2 separate regions of the Homo sapiens genome follow, and region 2 is linked to region 1. The links are chromatin contacts, found by Hi-C in ENCODE. All regions are on one chromosome and are shown on one strand. The core of a region is the stretch at or near the end of the contact, and the rest is flanking DNA. Distances in the headings are between cores, read along the strand shown. Region 1 overlaps LINC02455 (long intergenic non-protein coding RNA 2455). Region 2 overlaps ERC1 (ELKS/RAB6-interacting/CAST family member 1).

Region 1 (6,174 bases), core at 1-2,500:
CATGCATATCAAGCAAATTACCTGCCTGGCACAGGGTAAAAGAACCCAGTAAATGGAGCTGATGTTAATATTCATGCAAATCCCCTCACTATGAGCCCAGCTGTGTAACTGCTGAATCTTCCCCTTGTTCTCTTTGATCTCAGCCCAGAACCTCTCGTTTGCACCTGGATGACTCGGCCAGAGATGATTTCTAGAAGTTCCTTAAAGATATTAGTCTGTGGGCTGGGCACGGTGGCTCACACCTGTAATCCCAGCACTTTGGGAGGCCGAGGCGGGTGGATCACCTGAGATCAGGAGTTTGAGACCAGCCTGACCAACATGGTGAAACCCCGTGTCTACTAAAAATACAAAAATTAGCTGGGCATGGTGGCGGGCGCCTGTCATCCCAGCTACTCAGGAGGCTGAGGTGAGAGAATCGCTTGAACCCAGGAGGCAGAGGTTGCAGTGAGCCGAGATTGTGCCATTGCACTCCAGCCTGGGCAACAAGAGCAAAACTCCATCTCAAGAAAAAAAAAACATGTATTAGCCTCTGAAGATTTACTGTGCTGCTGAGAGGAACTTAAAGTTTGGTTCTTGGGGAAAGAGCTGTTAGGTAAGCTGGGATGCAATAGACATAGGTTCACAGAATGAACCCTTATGGTGGGCTGTGGGACAAAAAAGTTTCCAATTTGGACCCCTCACCAAGAGAAACAGAAGGGGAAGAGAAAGTACAGGAGGGAAAAATCAAAGCGTGGGGGCGAGCTGCTGCTTTTAGCCATGGTGAAGGTGAAATCAGGAAACTTCAGTGGGGTTTGTCAAAGAAGACCTTCAATACATACTATGAACTATGGAATATGCAAAACGAGAACTATTTTGTGCATTTCTACCCCCTTCTCCTTCATACTGTTGACCTTCAGGTGCCTACACAGGGTAGCTGGGGGAAATTAAAAGGAGCAGAGCTTCCAGCATTTTTTCTTTTGTGAACAACCCTGGTAAAAAGATTTTGTGCCAACGGTTCTTGGTTTCTCCTCTGACAACCAGTTCCTTCCCCTGCTATTCTTACAGCATTCAGAGTCTGCACAACAGCACTGACATCCCTGCTTCATGTGCAACTGTGAGTACCCATCTGTAAGCCTTTGAGAACAGGGACTGTGGCTTCTACTTCTGAAACTCCCACAGCAGTGAGCCCCTGCAGATAAGCACATACTAACTGATACTGGGCTTCTGAGGGGGGGCCCCCTTCTGCATAGTGTAGTGCTAGGTCCCCAGATCAAGTCAGATGCCAACGAGATTCTTGTTAGAAAAGCTGTGGGTAACACAGACCCAAGAGAGTGGGGTGCAAAAATGGAAATGCAGTTTCCTGAACATTGTCATAATGTGACATCGATTGCTGTGTGATCTTACGTGAGTCATTTCCTTCCCATCTGTTACCTTGGTTTCACTCATCTGCAGAATGAGAACAGTTTTGTAAAGGCACATGCATATATTCATTTTTTTTCCTGATTAGAAAAGTAATATATATTTCTTGTAGAAAATATAGAATATACAGAAGAATGTGTGAGAAATAAAAGTTCCCACTTAAAACCACCCGGAGGCCAGACACAGTGGTTCGCGCCTGTAATCCCAGCACTTTAGGAAGTTGAGGTTCGAGGTGGGTGGATCACTTGAGTCCAGGAGTTCCAGACCAGCCTGGGCAACATGGCACAATCCTGTCTCTACAAAAAATATAAAAATTAGCCAGACGTGGTGGCACATGCCTAGTCCCAGCTACTTGGGAGGCAGAGTTGCAGTGAGCCAAGCTTGTGCCACTGCACTACAGCCTGGGCGACAGAGTGAACCCCCCACCCCCGCCCCAGAAAAACAAAAAAGGAAAAAGAAAACCATCCAGAGATTAAACATTGTTTACATTTCGGTTTACTGCTTTTTGTTTTTATTTATTTCTATTAAACATTTGATGTAGGCCGGGCGTGGTGGCTCACACCTATAATCCCAGCAATTTGGGAGGCTGAGGTGGGTGGATCATTTGAGGTCAGGAATTCGAGACCAGCCTGGCCAACATGGTGAAACCCTGCCTGTACTAAAAATACAAAAATTAGCCAGGCGTGATGGCGGGCGCCTGTAGTCCCAGCCACTCGGGAGGCTGAGACGGGAGAATCGCTTGAACCCAGGAAGTGGAGGTTGCAGTGAACCAAGATCACGCCACTGCACTCCAGCCACAGTGACAGAGCAAGACTCTCTAAAAATAAAAATAAAAATAAAAAATAGAAAATAGAAAAAATTGATGTAATTGGTTTATTGCTTTTTAATCTTTTCTGTGTGTGTGCCGTGTGTGTGTAATTTGCGGAGTCCAGTGCAAAATGAAAACCTAGGCCCCTTGTTCCCAAATTATGAGGAACTTCAAGAAGGCCACAGCAGAGCATTGAACCCACTCTGGAGTCCTGTTTGACTGCGTGGTCACGTGCCCATGAAGTGGGCTCTTTGTATTCCCTACTCAGAATAATAAGATCATTTATTGAGGGTTCTCTGTGTGTCAAGTATTTCATTTAATTAGTTATAATTTAATTCAGCTTCTTTGATATAAATACAATTCTTCCCCCTCCTCATTTTTGCAGATAAAACAACTGGGGATCAGAAAGTTTAAGTAGCTTGCCCAAGTTCATACAGCTAGTCAGGGCAGAGACAATATTCATACCTGAGTCTTTCTGGCTTCAGGTCTGTGCTTTTAACATTGCAGCACATTCCCTCTAATATTAACTTTTTTTTTTTTTTTTGAAACGGAGTCTCGCTCTGTTGCCCGGGCTGGAGTGCAGTGGCACGATCTCGACTCACTGCAAGCTCCGCCTCCCAGGTTCACGCCATTCTCCTGCCTCAGCCTCCCGAGTAGCTGGGACTACAGGCATGAGCCAGTGCGCCCGGCCCTCATATTAACTTTTATAAATTCATTTAAAAATTATTAATAAAGTTGAGATTATACTATACATAAAATCTTATATTGCATTTTTTTTCATTTTATATCACGATTGTTTTTTCTTCCTCTGTTATTAAACAGAGGAGAAAAACTGCGGCTATTTATGAGAAAGAGTGAAGTCTAAATGACAAAGCTCTGAGAAGAATTTCATTGCAAGATTAGATTAAATACAAAACATCAATGATCCAAAGCAGGAGCACGTGGTCAGTGGAGACTTGGCAAAGGCTAGGCTGCTGTATTTAACCCACAGCCCCCGACTGATAAATAGAATATAAACATCTCACTCTCCCTGCTCTGAACATCCTCCACATTAAAGAGGATACCTTTGCAGATCCCCGACAGTCAAGATTTCTGTCCAATTTACTTTTCACAAAAGTAAAAGTTTCATTGTAAAATGAAAGCAATGGGTCCTTTTTCAAGCATAAATAATATTATATGGAATATAAGTTTCAACCTCCTCCTTACACACACACACACACACACACACACACGCTCGAATACCCTTATGGGGGTGTGCAGCCCCGTCTTCCTTGGCAATCACTGAGTTATATGTAAAACAGAGCCAGTACTGAAGGTAATATTAAAAATGTTACTATGCACCACTGCAGACTTTGGGAAACTGACTTACTCTCTCTAAGTCTGAGGAGCCATGTGTGTAAAATAGAGCTCATAAGAGCTACCTCAACAGAATGAGGAAAGAACCTAATGGGTAGGCTTTTCCTGAAGCTGGGACTTCTAAGCCAAGAGTCAAGCTTAGGTTACTGCGCATTAGATTTTCTTTGTAGGCCTTAATTCCTCAACGAAAACTGCAACCATGGTTAGGGTCCCTGGGATCTGGGGCTGAGGAACTGGGGGAGAAGAGGAGTAAGGCCTATTCTTGTACCCATCTCCTTTTGTTTGTCACAGTTCTTATTTTCTAGGGAACTGTGGTTAAAAGGAAGACAGAGTACAGCTACCTTTTAGGGAGAGAAAAAAACCAAAACACAATCCTCAGCTTTCAAGGTGTATGAGGGAGAGAGCACCAAGGTAGTGATTTACCCCTGAAGTCAGCTGAGTCTTGGGGAATTTAAGCAGCTAAGGGACACAAGCTTCAGGCCACAGAAAGTGAGGACCACTGGGGCAGGAAAAAAAATCCCTCTTCGTTTGGTGTTAAGTTTCCACCTATCAAAATGCGTCTTTCTAGATGACTTGCTGCCCTTTGCTGGCAAGCTCTCCCAATGTTGTGCAAAGAGATTTAATAAGAAATAACAGGCTGGGCATGGTGGCTCAGGCCTGTCATCCCAGCATTTTGGGAGAACAAGGCAAAAGGATCACTTGAGCCCAGGAGTTTGAAACCAGCCTGGGCAACATAGCAAGACCCCGTCACTACAAAAAACAAATAAAAATAATTAGCTGAGCATGGTGGTAAATTATAGTGAGCTATGATTATGCCACTGCACTCTGGGTGACAGAGCCAGACCTTATCTCTAAAAAAAAAAAAAAAAAGGCCGGGAACGGCGGCTCACAGCACCCAGCACTTTCGGAGCACTTTGGGAGGCTGAGGCGGGCAGATCACCTGAGGTCGGGAGTTTAAGACCAGCCTGGCCAACATGGAGAAACCCTGTCTCTACTAAAAATACAAAAATTAGCCAGGCGTGGTGGCGCATGCCTGTAGTTCCAGCTACTCAGAAGGTTGAGATGGGAGAATCACTGGAACCCAGGAGGCGGAGGTTGTGGTGAGCTGAGATCAGGCCATTGCACTCCAGCCTGGGCAACAAAAGTGAAACTCTGTTTCAAAAAAAAAAAAAAAGAAAGAAAAAGAAAAAGAAAAAGAGGGCCGGGTGCGGTGGCTCATGCCTGTAATCCCAGTACTTTGGGAGGCCGAGGCAGGCGGATCATGAGGTCAAGAGTTTGAGACCAGCCTGGCCAACATGGTGAAACCCCGCCTCTACTAAGAATACAAAAATTAGCCAGATGTGGTGGTGCATGCTGTAATCCCAGCTACTGGAGAGGCTGAGGCAGGAGAATAGCATGAACCTGGGAGGCGGAGGTTGCAGTGAGCTGAGATCGTGCTATTGCACTCCAGCCTGGGCAACAGAGCAAGACTCCATCTCAAAAAAAAAAAAAAAAAAAAAAAAGAAAGAAAAAGAAAAAGAAATTAAAAAAAAACATGATTAGACTTTAGATACATACAGTGCCTGTCCGGTGTTCCCCCCAAATCTGTCTCCTGAGGCCCAGCAGGCACGTAACCCCAGGTCACTCACAGTGAATGAGGAAGGGATGGCGATGGGTGGGCCCCTGTGTTTGGAGGCTCTGACGCTGTTCTCTCATGCACTCTTCCCACTGTGCCCCAGCTGGGAGTTTTTTTCTCTTTCTGCTCTTTACTAGCACTCCTCTGGTGCCCTTTTCTCTCTCTCTTTTTGTACCTTCTTCAAGAGGCTGAGGTCAAGCCCTTTTCTCATTAAGACTAAGTAACCTGCGGACAGAACCTCTGTGTTCTCCAAATGTTTTCCTATAATGTCGTCACACATGGGTCACAGGACGACCCTGCGTACCCCTTTATTTCACAGACCAGGCTGCGCCAAGAGCCCATGGCCAAACACTAGCAAAGGACAGAGCCACGGCTTCCACGTGAGTCGTGGACATCGACTCTCCCTGTATTCTTTCCTCTGTTCCTTGCTGCCTTGCTCCCCCAGGCATACACACCTCCTATTCCAGGATACCCTTGCCCTTGGCCAAGCCTCCCTCTTCCTTCCTCGTCCATTCTGTTCCTCTCCTTCCATCAGCAGTTCTTCCTCTTTATGCTTTTCCATCACAGCATCTGGCCACGTCCTCCCCCATTTTCCACGTAAAGCTTCAGTTTTCTAACACTTTCGACTTGACTTTGAAAAGCTTGCAAGTGGGAAAGACCCTTATGCTTTTCTGCCTTGGAATTTTCCCCGCCCCCTTTACTGCTTGAGATGAACATCTACTTGAGAAACTGAGAATCCTTATCATCACAGTGGGTTACATTTTGGTTTTACTTCTCATTATGATTTTTGAATTATTAGTATAGTGTAAGTTCATTGCAGAATATTTGGAGAATAGAGAAGGGAAAAAATACCGTAAACAACGTCATAATCCCAACACCCCTGCACTTAGTCTATTTTAATAACGATGATGTTTTAAGAAGAAATTGACTCTCCACTTACTCCTATAATTACCACACTATTTTTGCACTTAAGAATGTCTTTTCAGCTCATGGTCCC
Region 2 (6,174 bases), core at 1,804-4,303, 750 kb after region 1:
ATTTCAAGGTTTTGAAATGGAAAAGAACTACCCTTGAGGCTTTGGTTTAGCCTTTTGTTCTCTGCTTGGGAACCGGGCTTATTTGTTTGTTTATTTAACTGGTTGCTTTATTAGCATAATAAAGCATGACACTGTTCTTCCTTGATTTGAACTGCTTAGAAGTCTTTAAAAGAATCATTTGCATAATTTATTATTTTTAAATGTGTTCACATTCAGCATTTCCTTTAACAAAGATACACACCTATACCTTTTACAAAGACTGAATATTTAGGCAACTTAACAGCTACAAACTTAACTTTTTAATGAATTGAAGCACTTTTCATTCAATAGAGATACAAATTTGGAGACCATCTTTTAGAAATTGGATCCAGAAAAATACTCTGAACCAGGGACTGACTTAAATAATTTCCCAACATCAATTAAATGAGATTTTTCCTTTAAAAAAAAAGTTGTTTTGCTTTGTGAGGTTAAACTTTTTTTTATTTTATTTATTTATTTGTTTATTTATTTTGAGACGGAGTCTCGCTCTGTCACCCAGGCTGTAGTGCAGTGGCACAATCTCGGCTCGCTACAAGCTCTGCCTCCCGAGTTCACACTGTTCTCCTGCCTTAGCCTCCCGAGTAGCTGGGACTACAGGCACCTGCCACCACGCCTGGCTGATGTTTTGTATTTTTAGTAGAGATGGGGCTTCACCATGTTAGCCAGGATGGTCTTGATCTCTTGACCTCATGATCCACCCACCTCGGCCCCCCAAAGTGCTGGGATTACAGGCATGAGCCACCATGCCTGGCCGAGGTTAAACTTTTAAGCAAAACCCTACAGGAGAGTTATCTGGAACTCTTTACAAAATGAGTGTATTTCTTTGTGAGAAGAACAGTGTGTGGAGTGCAAGGGTGTGCATTTATTGGTTTACTTCCCCAAGCCCAGTATTTTTGTTTGTTTGTTTGGTTTTGGTTTGGGGGGGGGGGGGGTTAATTATAAAGCATTCTATTATTGTATTTAAATCTTTTCCTTTATTATTATTTTTAAATTGACATCTAATAATTTTATGTTTATAGGGTACAGTGATATTTTGATAAATGTGTATAATGTATAATACTCAAATCAGTAATTAGCATATCTGTCACCTCAGACATCATTTCTTTGTGTTGGGAACATTTAATATTCACTCTTCTAGCTATTGAAAAATACATAACAAATTGTTGTTAATTATAGTCACCTTATAGTGCTATGGAACATTAGAACTTGTTCCTCCCATCTACCTGTGCTTTTACTCGCTCAGCGGATTCTTCTCACCCACTGCACAGAAAAGCCAATACACTGAGACAGCAGCATTGCAGTAGAGAAAGGGTTTAATTATCTCAAGGCAGCTGATCAGAGGACGAGAGATATTTCTCAAATCTTCCTCCCCAAGAACTCAGAGGCTAGGGTCTTCCAGGATAATTTAGCAGGCTGAGGGCTAAGGAACGGGTACTGCTGATTGGTTGGGGTTGCGATCATAGAGGTGTCAAAAGCTATCTTCATACACTAAATCAGTTTCTAGGTGGGGGTCACAAGACCGGTTGAGTCAGTTCCTTGGTATGAGTAACAGGTCCGAGTGGAGTCAGTTGGTTGCCAGAATGCAAAAGTCTGAAAAATATCTTAAAGACCAATCTTAGGTTTTACAACAGTGATGTTATCTATAGGAGTAATTGGGGAAGTTACAAATTTTGTAACCTCCAGCTACATGACTCTTGATGAGTAAGCAATTTTAGAAAAGTAAGCTAGGGAACGGGCTGCGCACAGTGGCTCACGCCTGTAATCCCAACACTTTGGGAGGCTGAGGCAGGTGGATCATGAGGTCAGGAGATCGAGACCATCCTGGCCAACATGGTGAAACCCCATCTCTACTAAAAATACAAAAAAAAAAAAAAATTAGCTGGGTATGGTGGTGCGTGCCTGTAGTCCCAGCTACTTGGGAAGCTGAGGCAGGAGAATTGCTTGAACCAGGGAGGCAGAGGTTGTAGTAAGCCGAGATCATGCCATTGCACTCCAGCCTGGCAAAATAAGCTAGGGAACAATGGCTGGTTATCATTTAACTACACCTACATCTTAGCAGAATTCAGTCTTTTCCCATAATCCTAACCTTGTGGCCTTTCATTTGTCTTACAGAGATGGTTTCAGTCCCCCGTGGGGGTCAGCTTGCAGAGGGACTATTATCATTTTTGCTTCAAAGTTAAACTATAAGCTAAATTCCTCCCATAGTTAGCTTGGCCTATGCCCAGGAATGAGCAGGGGAGTGAGCTTGTGACGTTAGAAGCAAGATGGAGTCAGGTTAGATTTTTCTCACTTTTATAATTCTTGCAAAAGCAATTTTATATTCATTAACCCACCCCTGGCTTTCCCCTTCCCCCTACCCTTCCTGGCCTCTAGTAATCACTATTCTACTCTCTGTTTGTATGAGATCAACCTTTTAAGCTTCCATACATGAATGAGAAAGTATGGTATTTATCTCTCTGTGCCTGACTTTTTCACTTAACATATTGTCCTCCCAGCTCATCTGTGTTGCTAAAATGACAGAATTTCATTCTTTTTTTTTTTAATCACTAAATAGCATTGCATTGTATAGATATTTGCCACATTTATCCATTCGTCTGTTGATGGATACTTAGGTTAGTTCCATATCTTGGCAGTTGTAAATAGTGCTGCACTAAACATGGGAGTACAGTGATCTCTTTGATTACTGATTTCCTTTCCTTTGGATATATACCTAGTGGTATCATAGCTGGATTGTATGATAGTTCTATTTTAGTTTGCTGAAAACCCTCCATGCTGTTTTCTGTAATGGCTGTTCTAATTTACATTGCCACAAACACTGTGTAAGAGTTCCCTTTTCTCCACATCCTCTCCAGCATTTGTTATTTTTTGTTTTTTGGGGTTTTTAAATAATAGCGATTTTGATTGGTGTGTGATGGTATCTCATGGTTTGCATTTGCATGCAAATGATTAGTGATGCTCAGCATTTTTTCATGTACCTATTTCAAACTCAGCGTAATTTTGGTTGGGAGGCCGTTAGGCTAAGGCAGCTCCAATGCCCTGAGTTCCTACATAAACAAACTGAAACCCAACTCTTTGTAAACAGTCATATTCTAGGCCAATCAGAAACCACCAACTAACCCCCTACCTAGGGGCTTTCCAATACTCAAGTTTAACCGATCAGGAACTGCCTGGCCAACCTCTAACCAGGGACTTTCCACTGGAATGATCCAAAAAACATTACTGCCCCACTTTAACCAATAAGAGATTTTCTTTACCTTGCTTCTGCTTTCACCTTACAAAAGTCTTCTACCAGTCTCTTCATCAGAACCCCCCACCACTTATGGCCTAAGGCTGCCTGATTAACGAATTGTTGTCTGCTCAAATAAACTCTTTAAAATTTTAACGTGCCTTTGTTTATCTTTTAACAGCTGTTTAATCTCACTGTGATCACAAACCATACATTGTATTGTCTTAATTATTTTACATTTTTGAGACTGTTGTTTTATGGCCCAAAACATGATCCATCTTAGTGAACATAACTTGTGCTCTTAAAGGAATGGTATTCTTTAATTGTCACATACAGTGTTCTGTAAGTATCAACTGGGTCAGGTGGTTGATAGAGTCTGTCAGATCCTCCCTGTCTTCACTGAATTTTTGTAGAGGGAGAGGTCTGTTAATTGCAGAGAAAGAAGCATTCAAATCTCCAACAAAAATCGGAGATTTTTCTGCTTGTCCTTTGAATTATTTCAGGTTTTACATTGTATTTTGAAGCTCTGGCTGTGTTTGCAGACTCATTTATGATTGTTATATACTCCTGATAAACTGGCCTTCTTACCACTGTGAAACATCCCTTTTGATTTTCAGAAATATCATTTGTCTTGAAATCTACTTTATCTGTCTTAAATCAGCAAGGGGCACTACAAAGTAACAGTAAAGGTAGATGTAAATATTGTTAAACAAGTAATAGGTATTCAATGAATACTTGTTGAATATTGAATTTTAGTATTTTCTGGGTGGCAGATTGCCAGATAATATGGTTTCGTGTGTGTATGTACGTGTGTGTGTGTGTGTATGTTTCTTTTTTAATAATCTATTTTCTAAGTCTCAGTGTGGATGAGATGCTGTGGATAAAATAGTACTCACTTCAGGAAGTTAGTTACCTCCAAGGTTGACTGAGCGTTGGTCCTAGCCTTCTAATAACTAATATTGAAGGAAGAAGCAGCTCATAATGACATAATGAATGAGTAGGCAATCTACCTTAAATCTTTAGAGAAAAAACTAATGATTGAACATACAATGTCAGGTGTTTTCAATAGAGGGGTAATAGAAGAATTAGAGCAGGTCAGGAAGGACAGCTTCATAAATACGACACCTTATGACCTTTGGCTACAGTTTTACTGCTTTCCTGATATTTGCTTGAACCAAAGCTCATTCTCTGTATACCAACACAAGTACAATTCTATTCTGTTCTTTAGCTGTTTAAAACAAAGTGGTTTCTTCATATCACGATTTAAAAAGAGTAGTCTCTTATGTCTCTAAAAGAACCATTGGGAAAAAAGCAAAAAAGAGTAGTTTTTCTTAATTCTAAAGATCCTCAAGGCAGTGGTGTCTTAACCAGGAAGACAGGAGAGACCCAGGCAGCCTTAGGAAGCTCACTGTCATCCTCCCTTTTCCTCTTGTTTCTTCATCCCTAGAAGTAAACAAACTAAAAATGGTTTTGACCTTTGAAAAAGAAATAAACACTGAAGTAATTGCCTGTGATTCTCTCTACCCAGCCGTCTGCTGAAAGTGTGTCTTGAGAAGAGCTTGAGATGATAGATAGATAGATAGATAGATAGATAGATAGATAGATAGATAGATAGATGATAGATAGATAGATAGATCGATAGATAGATAGATAGATAGATAGATAGATAGATAGATAGATAGATAATCTGTCTCTACTCCACAGGTCGATAATAGCTCACTAACGCATAGCCAGGGAGATGTCAGAGTGGCTTGAGACCTCAAGAAGCTTTTTCTTAAATCCTTAAAACCTAAGAACCTTTTTTTTTCTTTTCTTATTGTTCAGTTGCCTGTTAATTTTTTGTGGGGAGTAGGGGTTGGAATAGCATGCTACTGCTTAGAGTAGAACAGGGTTAGAATTCTTTGCTGCCAGGAGTATTATTTCCTTTAAATTTGTGTTTCTGTTGTGTAAACAAAACTATCTGCTTCCTGGAACATAAAGCACATACATAATTTTAGTAGGCACTTATGCTGGATTGTGCTTGGTAGTTGGCAGTGAGAGCACTTTTTAGTGTGATGGCATAGCCACATCTCTTGTGGGGACAGGAATATTTTCCTGTTAGAGTGGATGGTGACCTCTTCTGCATTCTGCTTTCTTCCCCTTCCCCACAGACTTGTAGAAGCTCTTGACAAACAGAGCAGAGAAACAAACTTAAGTACCAGCATTCTCACCAGCCCAAATTCCTGAATCTCTGACTGTCCTAAGACATGCCAGTTGTCTGTACCTGTGCAGCCTTTCCTCATAGCAAGGACTGGAACAGAGGAGGAACTGGTTACAGTAATCATCATTCCCCTGTGAACAAAGGTCTCACGCAGTCATTTCTCCTCAGTGTGTTTTCGGCTTCACAGAATGACTGTGAGACAATGTTGATCTGTTTACGTCACTTAGAGCTTTCAGCACATCCTTTTAATGGCCAAACTTACTTTTTTTCTGACAGACTTAGTATTAGGATCAACTATCATTTTTCTGGCCCTAATGCACAGAGCTATTAAATTCCTCAAGGTTCAGATATGTCTGTTTTTCTGCGTAACATGAATTATCCAAGAAAAATGTAGACACCTACTTAAAGTAATAGAAAAAGCATTGAATCAGGGTCAGAGACTTCAAAGTAATCCATTAACCTCTTGGTACCTCAGTTTATTCATCTCTGAAATGGAAGTGATGATAACTATCCTACTTTTCTTGAGGCACCGATGTAATGAATGTGAAAGTAGTTTGTAAATCCATAATTTGCCATACAATTAATAGCTGTTGTTTACTAACCTGTAGGTAGCCACCATGTACTTCTATATAGCTTTTGCATAGTATCTGAAGTCTAACACAGGGAGTTTTTAGATTTTTTTTTTTTTTTTTTGAGATGGAGCTTCGCT

Evidence for each region. A loop is a pair of places that touch in the nucleus more often than their neighbours do. Pooled maps may share reads with other maps.
Region 2: a pooled map shows a loop between it and region 1 (5-fold over the local background). The contact joins two enhancer-like sites. A Hi-C loop is called at or near these places in 2 of 50 pooled maps.

What each region holds. Positions count from the first base shown.
Region 1 is chr12:673,326-679,499 of GRCh38, forward strand. LINC02455 (long intergenic non-protein coding RNA 2455) reads right to left here. Exons shown (of 4, transcript NR_187480.1): 4 at 1-1,694. Among named protein-coding and RNA genes, the nearest start is that of NINJ2, 13 kb to the left of the region's middle. RefSeq lists an enhancer at 142-241. Within about 2 kb of position 1,251, at least 10 of the 41 ENCODE cell types and tissues checked have a DNase peak (open chromatin) inside an H3K27ac peak, as active enhancers do.
Region 2 is chr12:1,419,963-1,426,136 of GRCh38, forward strand. All of the region lies in intron 17 of ERC1 (ELKS/RAB6-interacting/CAST family member 1), which reads left to right. Among named protein-coding and RNA genes, the nearest start is that of LINC00942, 77 kb to the right of the region's middle. RefSeq lists an enhancer at 3,235-3,284. Within about 2 kb of position 3,054, at least 2 of the 41 ENCODE cell types and tissues checked have a DNase peak (open chromatin) inside an H3K27ac peak, as active enhancers do.